3 separate regions of the Homo sapiens genome follow, and all the other regions are linked to region 3. Evidence: chromatin contacts called from ENCODE Hi-C or POLR2A ChIA-PET data. All regions are on one chromosome and are shown on one strand. Each heading gives the region's core, a stretch centred on a gene start or an enhancer-like site at or near the end of the contact. The rest is flanking DNA. Distances are from core to core; before and after follow the strand shown. Region 1 overlaps LINC-PINT (long intergenic non-protein coding RNA, p53 induced transcript). Region 2 overlaps LOC105375508 (a long non-coding RNA gene). Region 3 holds the start of KLHDC10 (kelch domain containing 10).

Region 1 (2,700 bases), core at 156-2,655, 890 kb after region 3:
TCTATCGCCTAGGCTGTAGTGCAATGGCACGATCTCAGCTCACTACAACCTCTGCCTCCCGGGTTCAGGTGATTCTCCCGCCTCAGCCTCCCGAGCAGCTGGGATTACAGGTACCTGCCACCATGCCCAGCTAATTTTTGTATTTTTAGTAGAAACGGGGTTTCACCATGTTGGCCAGGCTGGTCTTGAACTCCTGACCTCAGTGATCCACCTGCCTCGGCCTCCCAAAGTTCTCGGATTACAGGCATGAGCCACTGCACCTGGCCCGGTCATGTTTTTAGAGTGACATATGAAGACTCCTAGAAAATATTAATACAGAAGAACTAGCTTACTATGAAGATTTCAAAATACTAATACAAATTAATGAGGTACACGTGAAATCTTCCCTGGGGAACTTCATGAAGAAGATAAGCATCCCTCCTATCTGGGTAATTTGCATACCCTCCTTCCTTAAACGCTGAGGCACGGATTGGTTCATTGGTTCAAAACCCTATCCATTATTCTCATAGCTCTCTTTATATGACAAAAAAATTCTGTCATGTCCCATTTACTACTCTAAAATCAAATTTGTTGATAATATTAACTACTGTACATGCAGCTTTAAAACATGAATATCCTAAATGTACATAAAAGATAATCTAAAAGAAGCAATTTATAATAAAAAATACTTCACATTTCATTATATAAATAATTTTCAGGTACAATTAACTATGTAATCAAATAGATGCTTGTAACTTACTTATAAAGAAGAAGCTTGTATTTAAGAGAAGTCAGATTAGAAGCTTTCCATATTAAAAGTGCAGGAAAATGAAAGAAGTAGTATAGGTGGACCAGAGAATGAAAATGAATCTATTCTGTGTATATTAAAAGTATGCAAAAATTATTTTGCATTTTTATGAAAAAATAAAGTCTAGGTTCAGAAAATTATAAACTGATCTTTCCCTACACGAATGTCCAACAGGATAACTGAAAGTCATGTGTACTACAGGGCAATTCTTTATCTCTTTTCTACTGTGGGACATTAAGTTCTCTCGCTCTCACTCATGAAATATCCTTCATTAGGCTGGGCGAGGTGGCTCATGCCTGTAATCCCAGCACTTTGGGAGGCCGAGGCCGGCGGATCACCTGAGGTCAGGAGTTTGAGACCAGCCTGACCAACATGGGGAAGCCCCGTCTCTACCAAAAATACAAAAATTAGCTGGGTGTGGTGGCTTGGGCCTGTAATCCCAGCTACTCACGTGGCTGCAGCAGGAGAGTTGCTTGAACCCAGGATACGGAGGTTGCAGTCAGTTGAGATCACACCACTGCATTCCAGTCTGGGCAACAGAGTGAGACTCCATCTCAAAAAAAAACCAGAAAAATCCTTCATTGTACCACCAGAATACCCTCATAAATTTCCACTCTGTCACCTAGGGGGCGGTACTGCTTCCATGAGAACTCCTGACCAGATCATCTATGGGAGTTTCCTTTTAGTCTTCATCGTCCGTCGCACTGAGAATCAAATCCTGATGGACAAATCAGCAACATAGCTAGGAAGCACAGTAACTTAATATAAAAAAAGACTATGAAGAAATTAATTTAGTTTAGGCTTATGCCATTAACTGTAGCCATATTCAACATAATTTCCTCTTTTTGAGTTCAGGATGATTGGTTACTCCACATAGAACATGGAGTGGAAAGCTGTATCTTTGTGACTTTTATTTAGATAGCACAAAATGAGCCTGATTTTTAAAATGTGAACATTCAAACCTGGCTAACTAATGATAAAAAAGGGAGTTTTTCATAGAACTCTACAACTCTCATTTCCTCAAAACAAGAATTAATGCATTCTTTCACATGCGGTCATTACAGGAAGGGGGGGTAGCCATTTACTGTAAATGCCTTTCTGATGCAATTCTACTACCTCTTTCAAAGACAGAATTCATCCAAGAAGCCTTAGTCACTTCTTCAAGAAAAATGCCACCGCGCTGAATGTACACAGACTAAACCACATGCCTAAGGAAAAAAGATGAGCTGATTCCACCATTAGAACACAGTTCGGGAGAAAAGTGGCAGAGAGAGAGAGCTCATAGCTTGTCAGAGCAGATCAAGTAGTATGTCTGAAAATCCGCCCTTTAATGTAACAGTCACTGTTTCATAAATCAAATGCAAACATAGATTTCCCCTCTGCCTAACTTTTAAAGTATACTTCCTAAAAATATAAGACCCCACTTCTAAGCCAGTAGCAACTGTGGTGATTTAATTTTTAAAGTTTCATGCACGGAAAGAAAAATGGAATCTTATCTTTTAAAATTTGAAAATGAAACTATGTTTTGAAGAGGGTAGATTTCACAGGAAAAGGGTAAGACAGTGGATAATACGATAAAGCAGTTTGGATGGAAAAACTTCAGACAAATAGTTCTGAACTCTTCTCAAAGAGAGGATCAATTTTTCTAAAACCTCAAAACCACCCAAAGGGAAAAAAAGGAATAATTTCTCCAGTTTATCCTTACCCGGATGAGCATGAATTCTTCTAACAGCCAGATGCACACACTTGTTTTTATGGAGGAGTTACTGCTGAGCCAAAGCCCAGGAGTCACTCAAGACTGGAGGCTGCGTGCTGCTGGAGCCCGAAATCCCCTTGATGAATGAAACTGCACATCGTAATATACACATTCAGAGCGGGCTATTGGCTAAATGAAGGCAATGCGTGTGGAAGTC
Region 2 (2,700 bases), core at 168-2,667, 720 kb after region 3:
ATGTTTAGAATTTCTTTTTTTCTTTCTTTTCTTCTCTTTTTTTTTTTTTTTTTTGAGATGGAGTCTCGCTCTGTTGCCCAGGCTGGAGTGCAGTGGCACGGTCTTGGCTCACCACAATCTCCACCTCCTGGGTTAAAGTGATTCTCCTGCCTCAGCCTTCCGAGTAGCTGGGATTACAGGTGCACCCCACCACACCTGGCTAATTTTTGTATTTTTTGTAGAGATGGGGTTTCACCATGATGGCCAGGGTGATCTTGAATTCCTGACTTCAGGTGATCTGCCCGCCTCGGCCTCCCAAAGTGCTGGGATCACAGGTGTGAGCCACCACACCTGCCTGTTTAGAATTTCTTGACTGCATTTTTCAGGTCTTATACTAATTTTTTTTTTCCATGTGGACAATCCCATTTTTGTTGATTGTTGTTGTTCTCTTTGTTGTTCTGTGATGTTTCTTTTTTATGGGATCCCGTTTTTGTTTTGTGGATTAAATATTCCCTAAATCTCCCTGAAGATGCTGCATGTTCTTTTCCAGTTCTAAACTGTTCACTTAATTATTTGTTTCCTCTGGAGACATTTTTTCTGTTAATTCTGGTCTTTTTCTTCCATGTTGTGTATTTGCTTCCAAGCTGGTGATCCTTGCCTGGTTTTCCATTTTGTCCTGAAAATTTCCTTTCCAGCAGTCTTTTTCTAAAAGTAAAAGCTCTTAACATCTATCTGCATTGATACCTGAGAACATCTGTATGAGTTGTTCACCCTTAAAGTACACTGTTCTTTCACTACTGATGATGACGTATTGAATAACTCTGGAATCCTCTCACCAAAGGAGGACCTTCTTTAGCTCTTGTAAATAACCTTAGATGATACATCTGCACATCTGAGCATAGCCTGTGTTCTGCTGCAGTTTTCCGTATGGGAGAGGAGTGGTTTATCTCACACTAATGGTCAATATTTAAAGGCTCTCTTTGGGTCCATCTGGTGGAGGGACCTGCCCTGCAGCAGCATCCATCCAGACCCTGCCATCCTGCTCTTTTTGGTAGTTTCTGGTTGTTCTGTTAGTTTCTGAAAAGCACACATGGCCTATTTGTATCCTGGACAATAGTTCCTTCCTTCTGCTCCAAATAGGTTGATTCGTTAGGAGTTCAGGTAAGATGACCTTTATGGGCTAAAGATAAGATATGTGTAAATCCAAAGTTCCATTGAGGGACAGTTCTACCCAGGGTGACAGGAGCTATAACATAGTGACGTTGCAACCCTGTCTTAATGGTGACATGAGTTGTTCTGTAGCCCATCCTACATCTCTGTATTCTAATCTCCTTTAAGATCAGCGATTATATTTTTAGTAGAGCTTGGTTTAGGGGGAAGAAAGATGAAAGAAAACAGAGGGTGAATAAAAGCCCTTTGTGAGAGACACCAGCACAATTATACTGTTACCGGTGGAGGGCGTCCAGGCTCTTGGCGTCTTGAACAAAGAATTGGACAAAACGCACAAACAAAGCAAGGAAGGAATGAAGAGATTTATTGAAAATGAAAGTACACTCCACAGTGTGGGAGCGGGCCCGAGCCTAGGGGCTCAAGGGCCCTGGTACAGAAGTTTGGGGAGTTTAAATACCCTCTGGAGGATTCTGTTGGTTACATTAGGTATGTAGTATGTAAATAGAGGATGAAGTAAAGTTACAAAGTTATTTATTTGGTGTACTCCCTATGGAGAGGATATTTCCTGTCATAGCTGAAGTGTGAATCCGCCTTACATTCCCTGCCTCCAGACCCTATTTTCCTGCCTCAGTGCTAGCAGTTTACACTTGGCTAATTGGTATTTCTTTATCATGGGTAATTGTAAATTTCAATTCCCCTTACCTGGATTATTAGATTCAGACAAATGTGTTTGTAGCTTAAAGGCTTAGGAAGCATGAGCCTTCAATTTCTCTGTAACAGAATGCATTATTTACAATAAAAATGTAGAGGAGCTCATAATCCTGGTTTCAGCTTTAAAACAGAAAAAGGTCTAAAATCATTAAGAATCCTAATTTGGCAAATGAAAGTGGATGAATGCCATGGTTTTAGATTTGGGAGGCTGAGAGTTTAGTTGAGAAACTCTCCAGGCTTTCATGATGCAAATCTCCCTGTTGGAGTAAAAAGATAAAGAAAATTCTAAGTCGTGGTATTAACACTTGTATAACCAGTTACGATGTAGGTGTATGCATCTGTTTTGTAACGATTGTGTTGTTCAGACTTATTCCTAAAGGGCTTTAAAACAGTTACAAGAATCTGACATATTGGACATGTAAAAAATTTAAGCTACTATCCATGTTTTAAATGTCTGGGAAACTCTCATTTTTTAATATCCATTTATTTTTTATTTACTGCTAAGTAAATACATATGTAGATAAATTTAAAATGTTTACAGCATAACGCATTGGACCGTGCAGGATACTAACATGGATATTAGATAAAGTGCTAATAATGAAGTGTGTTCCTCAGATAGAAACATCTCGCCCTCCCCTGGTAACTGCATATTCTGCTTTCAAAGTTCTCTCTGATTACAAAAATCTTTCAAATTCTTTTGATCTAAGAAAAAGAGGAAACCCCATAGAGGGGGAACAAGCCCAGTGCCAGGGTGATCAATTTTGCCTCATTTTTATATAATCCTTTTTGTGGTCATATTTCTCTCCCACCTTAAATCCATTATTCTTCTCCCCATCCCCT
Region 3 (2,848 bases), core at 312-2,811:
CATGGTGAAAACCCATCTCTACTAAAAATATAATTAGCAGAGCGTGGTGGCACATGCCTGTAATCCCAGCTACTTGGGAGGCTGAGGCAGGAGAATTGTTTGAACCTGGGAGGCAGAGGTTGCAGTGAACCGAGATCATGCCTCTGCACTCCAGTCTCGGCGACAGAGTAAGACTCCGTCTCAAAAAAAAAAAAAAACAGTTAACATATATTAATTTTGGTTTTTATATTTTAGAACCATAGGCTTTTTTTTTTTTCAAGTCTCAAACATTTTCATAAGCAGCGTGCTATGGTGCTAGTGACTAAAACATTTCTGCCTACAGGGACTGGAAGTAGGAAAACAAGGAGGCAGTGCCAGTGGCGACCAGAAATTTGCACACCAGGTACAAAGGGTATTTGTCCTCAGCTCCAGCAGAGTTTCTTTTTTTTCTCTGCAACCATGTAAGGTTCTTCTAATGCAAAAGAAAAAAAAATCTGTCACATCTAAGGACCTTGAAAAGTTTTGTTTCCCTTGAGGAATTTGATATGCTTTTTCCTTATCATTCAGAAACATCAGTGTATAGTATGTTTTCCCAGTCTGCATTGCGCCCAGTAAGTTTCAAGCCAAAATTTCTGTTTAATTTTGGAACAATAGAAACTCCTGATCGGCACATTAAAAATTTTCTTTGATCTTGATCTTCCATACCCGTTGCTGCCTTTTATTTAATTTTACATTTCCTCTTGATTATATATCTTCCAAGCTGATTAAAATTTTCTACTAGCCAAAAGGAGTTTGAGCGAACAAAAATATTTACAGAGCCATCAGCCATCTATGAGAATACCTTTTTCTTGGCATTCCACACACTGCCAGGTGTTATTTGAAAAGTCTTTACTGATGTAATAAACCAGAAATGGTTTCTCATTGGGGTTTTATTTTGTATTTCTAAGATTACAGGTGAGAGTGAACATTTTCCCATATTTGTTAACCAGGTTTAAAACTGTTTGATTGGGACGTGGCTTATACAGGGACAAATGCAGCTAAGCCGACTGAAAGACAAATGAAACCCAGGAATATCTGGTTCTTACATTTTAGCTTTGACTCCGCCCCTGGGTCCCCTCACCTACCCGGACCCCAAGCAAGCCCTTTGTGTGTGTCAACCATCAGTGAATGGGATCTCAATCTGAAAAGCTGGCAGAATACCGTCTTGCCCCCAAATATGTGTATTATGCGTATATCCAGTGTCTGATTGCAATGTTTATGGGAAAAAGTTCCTGAATCCTAACCAAGACTGAGGCACTGGCCGTCCCCGGGAGTCTTTCCGCAGGCGCGGCCTCTGACACTCGGTCTTCGATTGGCCCGCCTGGCCCCGCAGGAGTCGGGGTGACGCCGGCCAGCCCAGAGCGGACGATGAGAGCTAGGAGTGGCTGCTTCTGCCTTTCTCTCCCCCTACTTTTTTTTTTTTAGCCATAGCTATGGTTACCACGTTTCTCTCCGCCTCCCGCCACCTACCAAGAAAACGACTGACCATTGGCTGCCTTTCACCAAGGCGGTAAGTCATTGGTCTCTGGTGGGACCGGGCGCTGCCCCCTTCCCCTGTCTCCTGGGTCTCTGGAGGAGCCCAGGAAGGAGGCTCCGCTGGTTCCGCTGGGTCAGGCGCTGACGGGACCGGGCTGCGGCAATCGTTAGCGGGTCATGTCGGCCGCCCAGGGCTGGGACAGGAACCGCCGGAGGGGAGGAGGCGCCGCCGGCGCTGGTGGCGGAGGTAGCGGGGCCGGCGGGGGCAGTGGGGGCAGCGGGGGTCGGGGGACTGGCCAGCTCAACCGCTTCGTGCAACTCTCCGGGCGGCCGCACCTGCCAGGTGAGTCGTGGGACAGGGTCCTGACCGCTTGCGGGCGGGAAGGTGACTGCTACCTTTTCTTTTTCTCCCTGGCTTGCTTTTCCTTGGGAGGAGGAAAGGCAGGCCCCACGCATAGCAGAGGGACTGGGGATCAGAGAAAAGGGAAGGTGTCTTTGAGGTCAGGGAGGGAACAGGAGCACAGCGAAGAAAAGTATCTGTGCTCTGTTGAAAGCTCTGTGCTGAGAGTTGTGTTTTCTTTTCAAAGGAGAGGCCACTGTCTCATTGACATTTCCAAATGTTTCGGTTACTCGATTCCCAATCTCTTCCCCTTCCGCAGTTTGATCTTGTAAATGAAAGACATTGGCGCCTAGCTGTGGGAAATTATTTCAAAAAGGGTGCCAAGTTAAGGAGAGAAGAAGGAAACGCATTCCAAGGAGTGATTTTGTAAAAACTACACGGGGCGTGTGTGTAAGAGGCATTCTGAAACGGAAGAAAGGGGTGGGGGAGTGTTGGCTGGGGAGTGTATGGGAAAGAGAACCTAGAGGATTAGGGAAAACTAGTTGGATTATTAATATTTTGGAATGTTCAGAGACAGGATAATGGTGTCTAGGTTTTAAGGGGAGAAAGTGAAGATCAAAAATATACTTAGTGACACAATTATGCTGTGTTTACAATATAAAAACAACTGAGAATTGGAAAAATGTACCCAATACAATTATTTGACATTTTGGTCTACAGTGCCCTAGCCTTGAGTTCAGATGCTTTTGAAAACAAAATAAAATCAAGTGGATATGTATGTGTAGACAATTTTAAAGAGGTATGTTTGTAATTGAATATTCAATCTAGTAGAAGGAAGGTAGGGAATTAAATAATGCAGAGAACGTCAAATATCCCACTGGGCAAGCTTATTTTTACTATGAAAAGAACTATCAGGAATGATGTGTTAATTATTCATCGTGTTTTTTGTGAATAATATTGATTATATTAGTGATATATTTGTTTAGCTGATGAGTTTTGAGAACATGATGAATT

Evidence for each region. Hi-C counts contacts between places; a loop is a spot of excess contacts on that map. ChIA-PET counts read pairs that join two places held with the same protein, here RNA polymerase II (POLR2A). Pooled maps may share reads with other maps.
Region 1: a map of naive thymus-derived CD4-positive, alpha-beta T cell shows a loop between it and region 3 (5-fold over the local background). The contact joins the enhancer-like site here to the promoter of KLHDC10 in region 3. A Hi-C loop is called at or near these places in 1 of 168 maps with a recorded cell type or tissue (naive thymus-derived CD4-positive, alpha-beta T cell), 1 of 37 single-sample maps with no recorded cell type and 6 of 50 pooled maps. POLR2A ChIA-PET finds 5 or more read pairs at or near these places in 1 of 52 experiments (activated CD4-positive, alpha-beta T cell).
Region 2: a loop to region 3 is called in a map of MCF 10A, with 11 times the contacts of the local background. The contact joins the enhancer-like site here to the promoter of KLHDC10 in region 3. A Hi-C loop is called at or near these places in 1 of 168 maps with a recorded cell type or tissue (MCF 10A) and 1 of 50 pooled maps. POLR2A ChIA-PET finds 5 or more read pairs at or near these places in 5 of 52 experiments (H1, HCT116, Panc1 and 2 more).

What each region holds. Positions count from the first base shown.
Region 1 is chr7:130,958,631-130,961,330 of GRCh38, forward strand. The region is part of intron 5 of LINC-PINT (long intergenic non-protein coding RNA, p53 induced transcript); the gene reads right to left. Among named protein-coding and RNA genes, the nearest start is that of LINC00513, 47 kb to the left of the region's middle. RefSeq lists enhancers at 1,367-2,566, 1,893-1,982, 2,536-2,625. Within about 2 kb of position 1,406, at least 16 of the 41 ENCODE cell types and tissues checked have a DNase peak (open chromatin) inside an H3K27ac peak, as active enhancers do.
Region 2 is chr7:130,793,079-130,795,778 of GRCh38, forward strand. The region is part of intron 3 of LOC105375508 (a long non-coding RNA gene); the gene reads left to right. The region is part of intron 2 of LOC105375509 (a long non-coding RNA gene); the gene reads right to left. Among named protein-coding and RNA genes, the nearest start is that of KLF14, 60 kb to the left of the region's middle. Within about 2 kb of position 1,418, at least 2 of the 41 ENCODE cell types and tissues checked have a DNase peak (open chromatin) inside an H3K27ac peak, as active enhancers do; they include HCT116, where a contact is called at or near this core.
Region 3 is chr7:130,068,973-130,071,820 of GRCh38, forward strand. It overlaps KLHDC10 (kelch domain containing 10), which reads left to right and starts at 1,562. Exons shown (of 10, transcript NM_014997.4): 1 at 1,562-1,837. The coding sequence starts at 1,672. RefSeq lists enhancers at 1,077-1,276, 1,307-1,496 and a silencer at 1,597-1,766.